2 separate regions of the Homo sapiens genome follow, and region 2 is linked to region 1. A link is a contact called in ENCODE Hi-C or POLR2A ChIA-PET data. All regions are on one chromosome and are shown on one strand. The core of a region is the stretch at or near the end of the contact, and the rest is flanking DNA. Distances in the headings are between cores, read along the strand shown.

The links. A loop is a pair of places that touch in the nucleus more often than their neighbours do. ChIA-PET counts read pairs that join two places held with the same protein, here RNA polymerase II (POLR2A). Pooled maps may share reads with other maps.
Region 2: a loop to region 1 is called in a pooled map, with 2.1 times the contacts of the local background. The contact joins the promoter of TCP11 here to the enhancer-like site in region 1. A Hi-C loop is called at or near these places in 5 of 50 pooled maps. POLR2A ChIA-PET finds 5 or more read pairs at or near these places in 3 of 52 experiments (H1, PC-9 and activated T-cell).

The regions. Positions count from the first base shown.
Region 1 is chr6:35,009,070-35,013,539 of GRCh38, forward strand. All of the region lies in intron 10 of ANKS1A (ankyrin repeat and sterile alpha motif domain containing 1A), which reads left to right. Among named protein-coding and RNA genes, the nearest start is that of ANKS1A, 120 kb to the left of the region's middle. Within about 2 kb of position 2,147, at least 2 of the 41 ENCODE cell types and tissues checked have a DNase peak (open chromatin) inside an H3K27ac peak, as active enhancers do.
Region 2 is chr6:35,139,376-35,143,845 of GRCh38, forward strand. It overlaps TCP11 (t-complex 11), which reads right to left and starts at 1,964. Exons shown (of 10, transcript NM_001370687.1): 1 at 1,830-1,964; 2 at 1,372-1,509. The coding sequence starts at 1,495.

The sequences.
Region 1 (4,470 bases), core at 897-3,396:
TGCAGTGTTGTTGAGGCTTTTTGAATCCGGCGACAGGACAGGAGCCACGCTTCACAAATATACAATTGTGGACTCTTAGATTGGTTAGACTGGGAGAGACTGGAGGCGGGAATGCCCTAAAGTCAAGAGACTTCACAGAGTCTCTCCAAGGTAATTGGAGCCCAGACTAGAGGGGGAGTAGGAAGTTATAGGAAGGGAGGTATGAATGGGAGAAGTATAGAAGAAGCAGAATTAACAGGACCATGGAACAAAATGTATAGGAATGAGGAGAGGAATTTGAGGATGATTCTGAGGTTTGAGCTTGGTTAATTGAGAAAATAATGTACAACTAACAGAAATAGAGAATTGAGGGAGGGGGCATGTTTGAGGGATGATATTAAATCCGGTTTCAAATGTGTTAAGTTTGAGGTGTTTTAGGTACCAGAGAACATCCAAGTGAAGATACTTCATAAACACTTGGAAATATGAGTCTGATGAGAGATGTGAAGGTTAGAAATACAGATTTAGGAGTCATCCAAGTTGAGGTGATTCTTAACGTTAAAGAGAACCCAGGCTGGGCGCGGTGGATCTTGCCTGTAATCCCAGCACTTTGGGAGGTTGAGGTGGGTGGATCACTTGAGGCCAAGAGTTCAAGACCAGTCTGGTCAACATGGTGAAACCCCATCTCTTCTAAAAATATGAAAATTTACTGGGTGTGGTGGTGCAAGCCTATAATCCCAGTTACTTGGGAGGCTGAGTCATGAGAATCATTTGAACCTGGGAAGCAGAGGTTGCAGTGAACCAAGATCACACCACTGCACTCCAGCCTGGGTGACACGAGCAAGACTCTGTCTAAAAAAAAAAAAAAAAAAAAAAAAAAAAAAAAGTCCATTGCTGAGAGACGAGAGAGATTGAAGAGGTCCAAAACAGAACTTAGCCTGGGCAACATAGTGAGATCTTGTCTCTACGAAAATAAAAAATTTTTAAAAATTAGCTGGGTGTGGTGGTGTGCACCCGTAGTCCTAGCTACTTGGAGGCTGAGGTGGAAGAACTGCTTGAGCCCAGGAGGTCAAGCCTGCTGAACTCCAGCCTGGGCGACAGAGTGAGACCCTATCTCCAAAATAATAATAATAATTTTTTTTTTAAAGAGTAGAGCTTATGTTTAGAGGCACAAGGGGAAAGAAACATAGGAAGATAACTGGGATAATGCAATATCTTAGGAGCTAAGGCTGAATGTGACAGAAAACCCTCAATAACTCTGGTTGAACAAGATAGAAGTAAAGAGTGCTGGGCTCAACAACAGTTCATGACCATTAAGGACCCAGTCCCTTTCTGCCATCTCATGGTTCAAGATGGCTATCCAAGTTCAAGGCATCAGCATGGGAAGGAAGAAAGGGGAGAATGGCACTTTAAAGATAGTTCCCAAAAGTTACACATGCCACTTTCACTTATAACCCACTGGCCAGAACTTGGTCATGTGTTTACACCTTGCTACAAAGGAGGTGGGAAATAATTGTCTTTATTCTAGGTGGCTGTGAACCTGTCTAAAAGTCCCATAACCAAGGAAGGAAGGGGAGAGTGAGTACTGGGGGCAATGGACAAACAGTATCCATTGATCTAGAAAGAGCTAGAAGGATGAAAACTAGAAAAAGGGTTAGGCAGTTAGAAGGCCATTGGTAAAGCCTAAATGGGGTCTAATTTCTAAGGTAGGAGAGAAGTGATGAAATTACCCCCCAATTTTTACATGGTGTTGAGAGTAGTCATTAAAAAAGTTTGATCTGTCTTCTCGGGAAATTGGTGTGATTGTCCTCCAAAAAGTGCAGGTGCTGTGGGTAAAGATGATGGCTTAAAGAGAGCAGAAGAGATGAGGAAATCGATCTTACATAGTTTTCAAGAGATGAATGAAAAGCTCACTGAGCCTGGTAATCAAGCTGGCATTTGAATTATTGCTCTAGCACTTACTGGATGGTGACTATTATTTAGGGAATCATTTAACTTCTTTAAGCCTCAGTTTCTACATGTAGAAGGGATACTAATTCTTACCTCATGGTTGTTGTGAATATTAAAAAGAAAATGCTTGGCATAGTGTCTGGCACAGAAGGAGTAGTACTCAATAAGTAGTAGCTGTTGGAAGCCAGCTGAGTTAGGTGAATTGGTAGAGGACTCAAGTCAGTTGTTTCTTGAGTATTTAAAAGGGCTCAACATTCCAGCAACTGGAGAAGAGAAAGCAAATGGCTATGAATACCCACTACAAGAACTGGCAGAAGATCAAGGGGAGCAAAGACAGCAAATATGCTATTAAATTAGGCATGGTTAGAAATCGTGGCTGGTTGGAAGCTGATCCAGGCAAAGCTGGTATATTGAAAACTAGGGAAGTTTGGGGGCCAGAGGTCAGAGGTCCAATGACAGGTAGAGAACAGACGCTTTAGGAGTTCAAGAAGAAGGGGGAGATGTAATGAGGTAATCAAGACCAAGTCAATGTGAAACAGTCCGAAGTCCCAAAGCTGGGCTATACCTATGGGCCCCAAGGTGAGTACAGATGGCTCCTAATCTGAAGATTCTCCACTGTGCTATTACATGTAATCCCAAACCAAACTTATAAGAATACTGGCCTTCCCTGGCATTTGAGTTTTATTCTGCCTCTTTAAAAGGGCTACTCAGAATAAATCAGTCTCCTTTGCAGAGTCAGGAGAAGGGAAACCAGCCTCTCTGTGCAGTGTTAGCATGATGAGCTAAGAGTTCAGAAATGACTGTAAATGAAAAATGGTGATAATGATAGCAGCTATCATTTACTGAATGCTTCCCACGGGCCAGCTGCCATGCTGATTTCCTTTATGTTGATTATGTCATTGTATATCTTGTGACAGATCTTCAGGGTAGGGGCTATTTTTGTCCCTGTTTCAGAGCTGAGGAAGAAAAGGTTAGGTATTGGAGCTGAGACTTAAACCCTAGTGTGACTGAATCCAAAGCCTGTACTTTTAACCATGAGGCTAAAACCATTTCATCAAAAGCCTTTCTGCTATTCATGTTCTTAACATCATAGAACTGGTAGGGACTATAGAGAGGTCCTTTAATCACAGATTCAAACTAGCCTAAATCCCAAAGCCCTGGAGAATGCATCCCAGGCATTCATTTTTTGAAAGAGACCTAGAGAGGAAAAGTCACGGGGCTGGAACTAAAACATGGGCTTCTTGAATCCCTGTCTAGCTCTTATTCTATTTCTCAGGTTGCCGTGGACCAAAATGAACTCTCAGTCTATTTGTCTTATCAAATTGCAGTCTTCAGCAAGTGTCTGAATAACTTGGTCAGGACCTTCCTTCCAGGAAGAGCCTGGTGACCCTCTGAAAGCAGCCATGTACTTGGGAGTTCTCCTGCACACCCATGGTTTTTGATGCTCACTATAGTGACTAGGCAGCTGGAGGATTCCAATCCTAATGATACGGAGAACACAAAACAATATGAGACACTGGGTCCCCCAGCCTTCTTCTCTGGGCCTGAGGGGAGATTTGAATTAGCAACTCCTCACATGAGCTGCATTCTTTAGCCTTAATTTAAGTGGGCAGAGGTGAATGAAAATGTGTAAATGTTGAAGTGTTATTATTCAAAAGCCCTTGAGATCCCATAGCTCATCGTAGTAATTAAAATGCAGCACAGAAGACCCCTTGCTTCAGTAGCTCACAGGGTATAAGGAAAATGAATGAGGATCACAAGTTGATGGGATTGGGAATTAGCATGCTGGTGTGCCATATTGAGTAGAACAGCTGGCCTCGATGTATGGGTAGCATAAGAAACAGGCCTCCCTCCCTGTGTGCCACTATCTCCTTGTTTCTCTCCTAGAAGGGCAGACTGTGGGGAGGGCAGAGCTCGGGGAACATGGGAAGTAGTGTAGGAGAAAGGCCTAAGGGTCTCTTCTGCAACTTCACTAGTCCCTGGGCGTGAGGTTTGTTGCCCAGGGTGGTCTCTAACTCCTGAGCTCAAGTGATCCTCCTCTCTCAGCCTCCCAAAGTGCTGGGATTACAGGCATGTACTGCCACACCTGGCCCTTCTCTGCCTTTTCTAATGTATTTTTACTTCTCTGTAAGCCTGACAAGGTCTTATTTCTCCTTCAGTGCTCAGCTCGAAAGCTACCTCTTCTGAGAAGCCTTCTGGTTCGAAGTAATCAGGCTTTCCTTTTTGTCTGCCAAGCATATGATTTATGCCTGTCTTAAAGCATCTATTGAGGCAGACTTGGTGTCTTTATTTTTTTTATTTTTTATTTTTTGGTGAGACAAGGTCTCGCTGTGTCTCCCAGGCTGGAGTGCAGTGGCATGATCACAGCTCACTGCAGCCTTGAATTCCTGGACTCAAATTATCCTCCCATCTCAACCTCCCAAGTAGCTGGGACAGCAGGTGTGCACCACCACACCCAGCTAATTTTTAAATTGTTTATAGAGATGAGGTCTCGCCATGTTGCCCAAGCTGATCTTGAACTCCTGAGCTCAAGCAATCCTC
Region 2 (4,470 bases), core at 714-3,213, 130 kb after region 1:
AAATAAAAAGTTAAGGAGATTGTAGACCTTTACCAAAAATCCACTGAGTCTCTGCTTAGGTAAACATGAAGGTGAACTGGACCTTAAGTGGACGCTTGAGGTTCCCTTTATTTCTGCAGCCTCTCTGAAGTCTTTAGTTTCAGCCAAAATGGCAAAACACAATCAAATATGTAAACAGACTCACTGCTAATTCACTAATGCTAAATGAGAGCTAAGAGAAAATCTTCAGAAGGGGATTGAACTACAGCAGCTTATTGAGGGACGGAGGGAAATATACACAGAAACACTTTCCAACTACAACAAATCAAAGTTCATAGCCTGCCTTGATAAGACTTCTGTTGCTCAAAAGTTACACAGCACTAAGCAATTCCAAAACAGCTCTAAAATTCAGGAATGAGGAGAGCTCAAAGAGAAATTAGAGATAAAATTTAACCGAAATAGATTTTAAAAATCCAGATCCCAAGGACAAAGACATTTTCAAGTAATATAACAACCAAGTCAACCTAATACACAAAATTTCAAATTTTTTTAAAAAGGAATTTGATTATTCATTTTACTGAGAGTTGTTTTATATATGGACTCATTTAAATAGACACCTCAAAAACTTAAATTGTGTGTACAAAAAAACGGATTTTTCATCCTACCTCAGGTTCATAGCTGTTGGAAATGACCCCAATATGCCTTTTGGTGCCATTCAGTTAACCAGCAGCGACCTCATGTGGCCACAAGAAAAACCAATCTAATTCAGCCGCAAAGCCTCAATCTAATTTTTCGCATTTCAATAGTCAAGAATTTTATCTTGAGTTGTTGCACACGGACAGCTCCTCAGTTTGATGACTAGTTACGTTCTCTGGAGATTAAGAGAAATACAGCATGAGTCCCAGTGAGACTGGACCTACCACGAAGCGCGGAGAAGACCTTGTGCCCCAACAAGAACACAAAAGAACACCCACTACAGAACCGAGCTAGAGACTGGGCCCAGGACACTACTATTTCTTGAGTTAGCAAAGCGCTGAGAAAACCCAATTCCCGTCTGGGATCATTTGGGTTCTTTAAAATCAATCCCAGATCTATCTGCCAATCCCCCCTACATATTCAAAATACAATACAAAGGAGGGCTTTGAACCGACTCAGTCTCAAATCTTGTCAGATTCAAGTAATCACGCTTGGGTCACTTCTTTCTCTAGAACCAAAAACTCTTTGAAGACCTCTGCCCTCGGGCCTGTAAGTAAAGGCGGGTGGGGGAGAAACGGAGAAAGACAAACGAGAGAGGGATAGTGAAGAGAGAAAACTTGGGGGATGGGGGGGCCTGCGGACCCCCCACACTAAGCACCCCCTAGGGGGCCACAGGGACTGCCGAGCTGGACCTACAGGGAGGGGGGTCCTCGGAGCCGCTCTTGTCTTCCTGGGGGGGTCCTGAGGTTTCGGGCTTACAGGACCTGCCCTCTGAGTCGCCAGGATATTTCGGGGGCACACTCTCCTTGACGTCTGGCATTTTGCTGATGGTATCTGGGTGAGGGAGAAAGGCGTGTTGTTGGCGTCGGGGAAGGGGCCTCCCCAATTGCCAAGGGGGTCCCTGGGGGCGGCGGGAAGGGGGGTAGCGGCCTCAGGGTCTTGGGGGTGCTGAGGGGCAGAAAGGGGCAAAGGAGCGTGGAGGAGCGGAAGTCGAGAGTGGGACAGAAGTGGAGCGCTGGGCGGCAACGAGGAAACTAAAGCCACAGAAGCCCGGCGCAGGGCGGGAAGCGTGGGAAGGCCCCTTCCTTCGCGGCGAGGTGCCCCCCTCGCCCGAAACGCCGGCCCAGGCCCGCCTCCGGCTCCCAGGCCGTCACCTCCTCCTCCCCCGCCGCGGGTCATCCACTGGCGTCCGCTCGGTGGGCCTCGCGGCCTGGCGGCCTGGAGCGTACCACCGCGGCGGAGCGGCGGGTTGGGGCGTCGCACGGTGAGAAAGGCCGGGGCCTGAGAACAAACCGCCGCGGTCGCCGGGGCAACGGGACGGGGCACGTGCCCCCCCCGCCAGAGCCGGAAGCGGCAGGCTCGTGCGTCCCTCCTGAGCTCGAAGCCAACCAGGCCTCGAGCGGCTCGCTGCGGCCGGTTCATGCCGGTCAGCTCCCGCCCCTCGAGAAGGATGGCCTGGAACTGCTGAGACGAGGCCAGAGCATGCATGGGGCTTTTCTTCAGGCTGTTTGGACAGCCGAGAAGCCGAGCCACACCCAGGAGGGTTGTTTCACAGCGTGTGCCGCAGGGGCGCAGGGGCCGCGCTCTTTCCTCACATGTGGGAGAAGCGGAGGAGCCGCCAGGGCTGGGGCCAGGCTCTGCCCACTGGGGTTCCGCCCGTTGTCGCCCTCCGCCTCCTGGGCTCTAGCCCTTGCCTTTCTTGACTCTAAGTCTACTCTGTCGCCCTTGCAGTGATGTGAAGACCTGGAGTGCCCCTGCCTGAGAAAATAGAAAGGAAGCGTTTCCTCTTCACCTGCTCCCGTCTCTCTTTATTACTGTGTCATGACTTCTTACCATAAAAGTGTACAGTAACAAAACAAAACAAAAGATGAAAGTATTATGGTAAGAATCCGGGCGCGGTGGCTGACACCTGAGTCCAGCAGATCTCCTGTCAGGAGTTCGAGTCCAGCCTGGCCAACATGGTGAAACCCCGACTCTACTAAAAATACAAAAATTAGCCGGGCGTGGTGGCGGGCGCCTGCATTCCCAGCTATTCGGGAGGCTGAGGCAGAGAATTGCTTGAATCCGGGAGGCCGTGGTTGCAGTGAGCTGAGATTGCGCCACTGCACTCCAGCCTGGGCAACAGAGCGAGACTCTGTCTCAAAAAAACAAAACAAGGCCAGGCGCGGTGGCTCGAGCCTGTCATCCCAGGGCTTTGGGAAGCCGAGGCGGGTGGATCACCTGAGGTCAGGAGTTTGAGACCAGCCTGACCAACATGGAGAAACCCCGTCTCTACTAAAAATACAAAATTAGCTGGGCGTGGTGGCTCATGCCTGTAATCCCAGCTACTCAGGAGGCTGCAGCAGGAGAACCGCTTAAACCTGGGAGGCAGAGGTTGCGGTGAGCCGAGATCACGCCATTGCACTCCGGACTGGGCAACAAGAGCAAAACTCCGTCTCAAAAAAAAAAAAACAAAAACAACCTTTGCCTTGTTAGTGTGGAGTGTGGATGTTTCTTGCACAACTCTTGGGTTTGGAGGGGGAAATTATAAAGACACCCAAAAGCATTTGTGCTTAAAAAAAGTCCATTCCACCTTGAGGCCCAGGCATATACCAGGGGAGTGGCCTAGCCAAGTTACTGTTTATCCAGAGCATCTCAGACTCATCCATACCAAACCTACCCCTTCCTCCTCCTCGCCCTCTCCTGCTATTTCCCTCAGGGATGCCAACTGTGAAGCAGGCCAGCCTTCACCCTAAAACCACCAGAAGTGGGAGGAAGTTGCATGATGACTTCAGCAAAGAGTTCAATGAAATATGATGCTTCCTTATTACATAGGGAGATATTTAGGCTGGGTTATTGATTTCTCTTTAAAAATGCAAATCAGGAATTCCATTTGGCATTTTTACTTCTGGGAAAGTTTCCAGAATAACACCAGTTCGTTTCCCCCACAAAAATTGCATTGCTGTAAAACTCCCTACTGATGTCTGAAATTCCTCTAACAATTCTTTCATATATGTTAAATTGTCTGTTTAAATATTCTCTTAATATTCGAATTGTCTGGGAGGGTCAGTGGGAAGAAATAGCAGTCCAGGAGCACATGGTAGTGTGAGAGGGGGGTGGGGGAGGGTGGAGAGTGGGGAGGGGACCGAAGCCAGAACAGGAGGAAAAGGAGGTAGCAGAGAAAGACAAAATTAGTTTTCCCAGGGTCAGCCCAGGTACAGCATTTCATGATCTTTATCATTAATAGTCATCAGAACCAACCAAGCAAAAGTTAGAGGTTGAGGGGAGTAGAAAGATCAAGTAAGAGATATGCACTTCTTCCCTTTGGGGTCTTAGTTAATAACTGATTTCTCTGTAATGATTTACAGAATGCTTTTACATCGCAGATCTATATGCTCTGCACACAATCTCATTCAGTAGGCAAGGCAGGTGTTATACTGGACTGTCTGAAAGGTGAACAAGCTGGGGATCAAAGAGGTTTCAGAGAGTAACCAAAAGTCACACAGTAAGCAAGATCTTGACTCTTGATCAGATACTTTTTCTTAATTCACATGACCTCCTTGACTCTGGTATCTATTATGTACACAATAAAATATAACATATAATGGCATGGTAAGTACTGGGGCCGGGGCTATGAACAAGAAGTGCTACCTGAGGACTGAGAAAGGGTGAAAGATCTTGCTAGTGTTTGGGTCAGTTCAAGCCCAGCCTTTAGCCAGGGTCCTCAGTAAGATTCTCTAACTCGGCTGGGCTCGGTGGCTCACGCCTGTAATCCTAGCACTTTGGGAGGCCGAGGCAGGCAGATCACCTGAGGTC